Linked DNA regions of Homo sapiens: region 2 is linked to region 1. A link is an interaction called in ENCODE POLR2A ChIA-PET data of the cell type or tissue named here. Cell type or tissue: endothelial cell of umbilical vein. All regions are shown on one strand. Each heading gives the region's core, and the rest is flanking DNA. Links, peaks and the distances in the headings are about the cores only. Region 1 has its middle 54 kb from the start of ERCC4. Region 2 overlaps SNX29 (sorting nexin 29).

Region 1 (4,392 bases), core at 160-4,159:
CATCAGCTCCTCTGGTTCTCAGGCTTCAAACTCAGACTGAATTGCACCACTGGTTTCCCTGAGCCTCCAGCTTGCAGAAAATAGGTTGTGGGACCTCCCTACCTCCATAATAGCATAAACCAATTCCTCCTTATTTATACTAACCAATGGTAGATACTATTGGTTCTATTGCTTCTATTTCTCTGGAGAACCCTGACTAATACAATAATAATTTTTTTAAATGGGTCATGTTTCAGGGGAAAAAGTCATAAGTTTGTTGTCCCTAATTTGTGTATGCATGATAGGAAGACATAAAAGAAGTCATAATTAATAGGCAAGCTAAAATAAAGCCAAGAAGCTTTGAATAGAGCCTGGTATTAAATATACCACTTGTACAAGCTTACGGGAGAGGAGATTTCAAATGCTCCTGTCAGAAGTTTCTCAGATCAAAGAACTTGATTGACATCTAGAAGATTAAAGGCTATCTGATCCACAGATAAAACAATCAATCTCCTAGGCTAGAGATTTATATAAAAACAATTATGCCTCCATTTTTTTAATGGCTGTATTCCTGGAAGAGCCACTTATTCCTTTTCTTTTACCTTGTATTCAATAACTATTGAGTGTTATTGAATGTGCCGTGTTTGGTTGAGTGCAAAAGATCCAATGAGAATGAGTTCTAGTTCTTTCAAAGAATTTATAGGCTTGGGACTTGGGTGGACTAATACACAGGAAATTATCAAAAGGGAAAGAGAGAGAAGTGCTATGATTGGCTGATTTAAAAACCCATAGAAAGGACACTCAACCTACTCTTGATGGCATAGCAGATACAATCTTGATGGTATAGCAGATTAACAAGACTAATCTTGTTCATCCTCACCAAATATTCTATATTGCCCCCTATATTTTCCACCTTTCTCTGCAGTTACAATGGAGTCATGTGACTAATTCTGACCAAGAGACCGTGAGCAGAAGTAACACATGTCACTTCCTGGTCAAAGTCATTAGGAGCTGTTCTGCTTCCTCTTCCTCTCTCCCCTCTTCTCTCTTCAGAGAGCTTGAAGTCCACGTGTTTCAGATGCCCCAACAGCAGCATGGCGGTATAGGGCTGCTCAACCTACATGGCACTTTATGTGAGTGAGAAATAAGCTTTATTGTGTTTAACTTTTGGGATTTCAGGTTTGGCCCGTCATGCAACTGGTGTAATTATCCTGATACAAGAGGTCAGAGAATGCTTCCTGAAAAGGAGAACTGAAAGGGTAGAAGCTTAAATGAAATTAGGCAGGCAGAGATATGGCTGCAAAGAGTAGTCCGTGAAGAGGAAACAGTGTCTGCCAAGCTTTGAAGACGGTTGCTTGTAAATAGAGTTTGGGTTTAAAGGGGTCCTTTTTATTATTATTATTAATTTCCCTTGGATATTTACAACTTTACTCATATCCATTTCTTCATATTCAATGGCAGGAATTTCTAGCTTTTAATTGAAGCTTCTCAGCTTATTGTTCCCCATCTTCTCCTTCTAGCAGCTAATGACCAGTAAATAAATCCACAAGGGCCCAGCCTAGCTGCTGTTTAAACAAACATTTTATTTAAACACTCTGCAAAGAAGTCCTGCACTCCAGCCTAGGCGACAGAGTGAGACTCTGTCTCAAAAAAAAAAAAACAAAACAAAGGTGTTAGAGTGTTCATTGGAACATGTTTTCTAATAGCAAAACACAGGGGAAAAGCATGAATGCTCATCATGGGGGTGAGTGGTTAAACAAAATGTGGTTCAGTCATACAATAGTGAGAATTACACACAGTGCTTACAAATAATGAACCAGGTCTCTCTTATCACATGGAGCAATCTCAAAAACATTGAGTGAGAAAAACAAGTTGTAGAATCACACACACACACACACACACACACGCATACACATACAAAATGATACCATTCACAAAATTATTAAAATCCATTAAACTGTATATTGTTGATGTATTAGCCACAAGTTTAAAAACATAGGTCAGGAGCATTTACACCATCTTCATGAAAGTGATTGCTTCTTATGAATGAAGAAAGGAACAGAGTGGAAGCGGCTGTCCTACTTTGGGCTCTTCTGAAAACAGAGCCTGAAACAAGGAGTCTGATGCAAGTAGTTTATTGGGGTGGCAATTGCAGGAAGATAGTAAGGATGCAGGGAAAGAGAGACGGGAAGGGGAGTAAGTCAATAAAGTGTGTATTAATCTAGGGCAATTGGGACTCAATCTCAGCAGGAACCTCCTGAATAGCCATGCCTCAGAATCAATCCACTAAGGGACAAGGCAGCTGGGATAATTATTTTCCAACTCCCTTCTCTCATTGATCGAGGATTGACCTTGGGGCATTGCGCCTCCAGTCCTTTGGGATTGCCCTGTGGACGGGCTAAGCAAGCTCTCTCGCCACTAGAGGGAACCCTGGGGCAGAGAAACGTGTGCTCCAGGGCGTAAGCAGTCAGCGTGCCTGGAAACCATCCACCATAGCTGCAAGAGGCCTAAAGAGATTGGCCAAGGGATGTGGCATGGGATACTAATCATATCTGCTACATGGGAAAAACTGTATCAGCAATGTTTTGCTTTATTTTTAAGAAACATCTGAAGTAAATAAAATAAAATGTTAATATTTGTCAATTCTACCCAGTGGTTGCATGGGTGGCTGCTATATTATTCTCTGTTCCTTTTTGCATTTTGTCTTTAAATTTTACAAATTACATTCACAATGTTGTAAAACCACCGCCACTGTTTTGCTTTATTTTTAAGAAACATCTGAAGTAAATAAAATAAAATTGTTAATATTTGTCAATTCTACCCAGTGGTTGCATGGGTGACTGCTATATTATTCTCTGTTCCTTTTTGTATTTTTTGTTTAAATTTTACTAATTACATTCACAGTGTTGTAAAACCATCACCACTGTCTATTTCCAAAATTTCACCACCCTAAAGAGAGAGCAATAAGCAATAACTCCTTATGCTCCTCTCCCTTGGCCTTTGGTAACTTCTAATCTACCTTCTGTCTCTATAAATTTCCCTATTCTAGATATTTCATACAAGTAGAATCACACAATATTTGTCCTTTTTGTTGGCCTATATCACTTAGCATAATGCTTTCAAAGTCAATCCATGTTGTAACATGTATCAGAACTTTCTTTCTTTTTATGGCTGAATAATACCCCAGCGTGTGTGTGTGTGTGTGTGTGTGTGTGTGTGTGTGTACCACATTTTGTTTATTTATTCATCTGTTGATGAACTCTTGGGTTGTTTTCACCTTTTGGCTATTGTGAATAATGCTACAATAAACATTGCCATGGAAGTAACTATTGGAGTCCGTGTTTCCAATTTTTTGTTGTATACCTAGGAACAGAATTGCTAGGTCATATGGTAACTCTATGTTTCATTTTTTGAGGAACCACTATACTCCTTTCCATAGCATCTAAACCGTCCTACATTCCAACCAGCGCTTCATAAGGGTTCCAATTTCTCCCCATCCTCGCTAACACTATCTTCTCTTTGTTGTTGTTGTTGTTATAGCCATCCTAGTAGGTATGAAGGGATATTTCACTGTGGTTTTGGGTTGCATGTCCTTAATGATGATATTGAACACCTTTTCATCTACTTATTGGCCATTTATGTATCTTCCTTGGAGAAATGCCTATTCAAGCTTTCTGTATTCTTAAACCTTTTCAAAATAAAAATGTAAGGTCCTATAGCATGCAGTGGAGCCTACTATTTGAAAACAACTTCTGCTTTTTCTAGTGAAGTTACTTTCTTGATTTTTCTAACAATCAAAATTTTTCTCTACTTTGTCTCTCAGCAGATTTCAGTTTCAACTGCATCATCCATTCCATCAATCAGCAAGTTTGCTAAGAGAGCTTTCGTGAAGCTACTTTGCAACATCTAAGTGACAAGCAAATCCAACTTTAGGCAAAGGTCCAATAAGTCACACTCCAGGAGATAGCAACAAAAGTAAAATCAAGTAGTGATGACTTGTCAACCTATCCTTTATTCTGGACTAAAGGGATGTGGGCTTTTTCTTTTGGTTTTAAGTAGGAAAATGATCTCTTCCCATCTCCTAATCACAGAACAAGAAACGAAGGGAAGGAAGATTAAAAAGGGTAGGGTAGTCCCTCCAAAAATACACAAAAGCATCAATTGTAGTTTACATCAAAATTCAAGTCCCATGAAGTTTATCAAAGTTTGTAGTATAACTGTATCTCTCTACTAGAGTTTGAACCAAGCATTTTTTCTCTTTGCTGGCATGTCTATTGTTCCAAGTTCTATGGGAATAATGGGGTTTATTTAATATTTTCCACATCTTCCCTACTTGTCAGTTATTTCTCTCCCCCTTCCTCAAACCCCTGAGAAACTCCCAAACACTTTCTATATTGTATTCACGAGGAGGCA
Region 2 (4,392 bases), core at 319-4,318, 1.4 Mb before region 1:
TGATTCCCCCGGTCTCTTTCCTTTTCCAAGTTCCCTGGTTGTAGCCAGCTGGTCTTTTCTGCTCCCTCACCTGAAGGGAGATTTCTGGTAAAAGTAGAAGTCCTGCAAAGACATTTTCCTGCCTGGCCGTTGTTTTTCAAAAGCTTGGGACGATTTTGTTTGTTTATTTGTTGGTATGTATGTATGTATGTATTTAGAGACAGACTCTGTGTCTCCAAGGCTGGAGTGGAGTGGCACACTCTTGGCTTATAGCAACCTTCGCCTCCGGGGTTCAAGCAATTCTCCCACCTGAGCCTTCTGAGTAGCTGGGATTACGTGTGCCCACCAGCATGCCCGGCTAATTTTTTGTGTTTTTAGTAGAGATGGGGTTTCACCATGTTGGCTAGGCTGGTCTCGAACTCCTAACCTCAAATGATCCACCTGCCTCAGCCTCCCAAAGTGCTGGAATTACAGGCATGAGCCACTGCACCCGGCCTGTTGTCTTTTTAAAGAGACTCCTTTGAGAAGACAGCTAGGGGCTAAGGGCTCCATGGCAGGCCCCAGAACAAGAGAGACCTCCCAGGGAGGCAAGGCTCCAAGTCCGGGCAAAAATTCCAGCTTGCTTGTGTGCCCTGGGAGCAGAAAACCAGGACCCACAAACTGGCAGTGAGTGGGCCACTGTCTGCAGGTTGGAAGTCCTTTCTGCAAGGTATAAGCGCTGTACAAGCGCCACACTGTCCTGAAGGCTGGGGAGTGGGCAGGACCCCAATAATGGCTGAGACAGCCTTGCTGCCCACTCGGCAGGATTGCCTTGGAGTCTTGATCAAGATGCACTCAGCAGCTCCTTCTGGCACCATTGAGTTTCATACTCACACACAGCATTTCTGATGTATTTGGATGAGGCCTTGTAATTACACAGCAAGGACAGGTTGTCCATTTGCCCTCACCTACTGCCTGGACAGAGTATAAACTTAAAAAACTTTCTAAAATGAATTAATCCACCCATGAAGTTCTCCTCGCAGGCAGGTTGGTATTGATGTCTTGGGGTCCTGCACTATGCCAGGCCCAGCGTCTGCCTCCGTCAGACCTTCCATCCCACCTGATGATTGGGGCTGGTCTAGGATGTTACCTCCCACATCCAGGGGAGGAAGTGAGGCCTGGTGAGCGGACTTGGTCAGGCTGACAGGTAGATGGACTCTCCTCCCCAGCGGGTCTCCATGGGGAACAGTTGGCACCTGCCCTGAACTGCCACACCACACACTCCCTGTGCTCCCCAACCCAGGCTGGGAATGCCCACTCTCTCCTATATCCAAAATAGTTATATTTATTTTTAGGGATGTTGGAAAGGGATGCCTCTTAAACCCCATCTCCCCTGGGGAGATCATCTTGTCGGGAAGAAATGGCAGGACCTCTTCCCTGTACAGCTCGTCCTGGGAGCATTGTTGGAGTGGGGGCCGTCTTCTGAATGTGGCCAGGGCCGTACTGTCAGACACATGCATCTGCCTCAGTTAAACAGGCTCTGAGGATGGCCGCCTGGCTTGTCCTCTGGTTTGAAAAAGACAACTACAGCCCCTTTGCATCAGCCTGTAGGAGGTAAGGAACCCAGAACTGGGCAGGCTGTGCTCTGTTCGGTTTCTGACCCCAGAGACTGCTCATGGGCCCTCCTCCTTAAACGTCGAGTCCCTCTCAGCTTTTCTTAAACTGCCCCTCAAATGCACTTAGCACAGACGCAAGCAGAGCCCCGGGGCTTGTCTCGGGGCACCGCCCAGTCACTCATTGGTCATTGCAGAGTCACAGTTAGACAGGAGGAAGAAGTTCTGGTGATCTGTTGCGCAGCAGGGTGACTATGGTTAACAATGACGTATATTTCAAAATAGCTGGAAGAGAGGGTTCTGAATGTTTCCACCACAAAGAAATGAGAAGTATTTGAGGTGATGGATCTGCTCATTACCCTGATTTGATTACAAAACAGATACATGTAGCAAAACACCACATCATGCCCCTGAGTTCGTTTGTTTTGTGTGGCTGTGAAGGAACACCTGACGCTGGGTAGTTGATAAAGAGAAGAGGTTTCTTTGGCTCCCAGTTCTGCAGGCTGTACAAGAAGCATGGTGTCAGCATCTGCTCGGCTTCTGGGAAGGCCTTGGAGGCTTTTAGTCATGGTGGAAGGTGCAGGGGGAGCAGGCATGTCACATGGCAAGAGAAGGAGCAAGAGAGAGGAGGAGGTGTTACTCTATCCCAACCACCAGCCCTCACATGGACTAACAGAACAAGAAGTCACTCATTCTCATGGGCAGGGCACCAAGCCATTCATGAGGCATCTGCCCCATGCCCCAGACACCTCCCACTAGGCCCACCTCCAGCTTCAGGGGTGACATTGCAACATGATTTGGAGGGGACAAACATATCAACCCCATAACTGTGTATAATTATTATGTGCCAATTAAAAGTAAAACAAAACTGAACATTTATGGAGCCCCTGCTGTGTGCCAGGCACTGCGCCTAGTGAGATACGCTTGAGTAAGGGGAAGGGCCTCCCAGGTGCAGCCAGGGTGCCAGCCACCTCAGGCACAGTACTTCTTGGGAGCCTACCATTCCATGAGACAATCAGGGGCGGTTTGCATTCTACTCCATAATCCATCCGTATCTTACTGTTTATGAAACTTGCATTTCCCTCAGGCTAGTCTGCAGTGAAAATGCTTTGTGTTTCTTCTGCGTAGCCAGGCTGTGTGTACCTCTTGGCACACTGGGCTTCCTGTGTTCAGCATCTAGAGTGCTCTGGTTCCAGAAGTGAGCTTCCATGGAAGCCGCCTCTGTCCAGGTGTCTTTCCTTGTTTCAGGCTGTCTGGCTCACCTGGTCTCCCAGCATCTGTCTATGAGGGCCAGGGGCAATGAGGACATTCCTGTGGCACATCAGGGAGGGAGATGAGCTAGTGGGTCAGAGGGGGTGGGTGGTTCTCCTTTCCTTCCTTCTCTTTGCTCCCCGCTTTGCACACTCTACATCCCTCCCCTGGTCTTTTCCTTTTCTCTTTCTGTTTCCCTCTTTCCTCCTCCTTCTCATTCCTTTTCCCTATTCCTCATCATTCCTTTTCCCTGTTCCTTGTCATTCCTTTTCCCTGTCATTTCCCTCTTCCCTTCCTCCTCTTACTGCCTCTCTCCTGTTCTGTGTCCTCTCTTCTCTTTCCTCTCTTCTCTTTCCTTCCTCCCACTTCTTGTCTCCTCACCCTCCTCACCCTTTCCCTTCCCCTTTCCTTCTTTCTCTTTGTTCCTTCTTAGTCCTTGATGTGGAGAGGAAATTCATAATTTCCTGCCTCTCCCTGTTTTTCTTGAGCCCTGGGAAGAGAAGCGCTGTATGCCGACAGCGAGTGAGCTTTCTCTGCCTGCAGTAATTGGATGGCTTCTTGGTACTCCGCACTGTCTGTCTTTGGCCGCAGCATTGAGTCTCTGAGCTCCTGGGAAGGGGAAGGGAATAGATAAAGCCGCAGGGCACGTTTTTCTCTGGGAACCACATGCAAATGCATGTGGGATTTGTCTTACATTGGAGGATTCCCACGTGTCGGGAAAGTGCTTCCCTGACATGACTACCGAGTCACTCCTGATAGTATTCACCCAGAACTTTTAATGACCAATTATTGTTGTAGTACAGATTTAAAATTGATGTTAATTGGCTGGTGATATTTCATATTTAAGACAGCCTTAACTCTAAATACCACTTTTCACCAATTGCCGCAAAACCGTTTGCTAGCGTCCTTCCTCCAGATTAACCTGATCAGGAGAGAAAACAGTCTGGAGCCACAACACACATCAGATGTAGGATGTTCATGTTGACGATGAGGATTGTATTTATTTTTTTTTTGCTAGAAAGCTGTTTTTCTAGTGGAGTGGGTGAGAAGGAGAAAGGGACCTGTTCAGTCTGGCTGTGGTCTTAGGGTTTCTGGGCATGGTGTGGTCATTTGCACCAGTTTCTGTCCTTCTGTGTTTCTGGGTTTTCTTTTCTTTTTTTTTTGAGATGGAGTCTCACTCTGTTGTCCAGGCTGGAGTGCGGTGGCACGATCTTGGCTCACTGCAACCTCCACCTCCCGGATTCAAGTGATTCTCCTGCCTCAGCCTTCTGAGTAGCTGGGATTACAGGTGCCTGCCACCGTGCCCAGCTAATTTTTGTATTTTTAGTAGAGACGGGGTTTTGCCCTGTTGGTTAGGCTGGTCTCGACCTCCTAACCTCAAGTGATCCACCCACCTTGGCCTCCCAAAGTGCTGGGATTACAGATGTGAGCCACAGCACCTGGCCATGTTTCCAAGTTTTCTTCACATGCCTGGTGTCAGTTCCCATCTTGCAGTTTCCTACACAGTCAGCCCAGAAGTCCCCTTCTCCATGAAGCTTTCTCTCCTTGCCAGGAGCGGCAGTTATACATC

What was found. ChIA-PET counts read pairs that join two places held together with the same protein. Peaks named below come from ENCODE experiments on the same cell type or tissue, not always from the same donor. Only the 100,000 strongest peaks of a DNase experiment are listed, where the experiment ranks them.
Region 2: POLR2A ChIA-PET joins it to region 1 with 9 read pairs; 1 of 35 experiments calls an interaction of 5 or more read pairs at or near these places.

Annotation. Positions count from the first base shown.
Region 1 is chr16:13,863,917-13,868,308 of GRCh38, forward strand. No RefSeq gene overlaps it. Among named protein-coding and RNA genes, the nearest start is that of ERCC4, 54 kb to the right of the region's middle. RefSeq lists an enhancer at 2,176-2,470. In endothelial cell of umbilical vein, for the core only: a CTCF peak has its summit at 2,387 (motif pointing right); a DNase peak (open chromatin) is centred at 2,405; H3K27me3 peaks cover 210 bases.
Region 2 is chr16:12,414,548-12,418,939 of GRCh38, forward strand. The region is part of intron 18 of SNX29 (sorting nexin 29); the gene reads left to right. Among named protein-coding and RNA genes, the nearest start is that of SNX29-AS2, 44 kb to the left of the region's middle. In endothelial cell of umbilical vein, for the core only: no CTCF peak of the experiment used is centred there; DNase peaks (open chromatin) are centred at 2,694 and 3,234.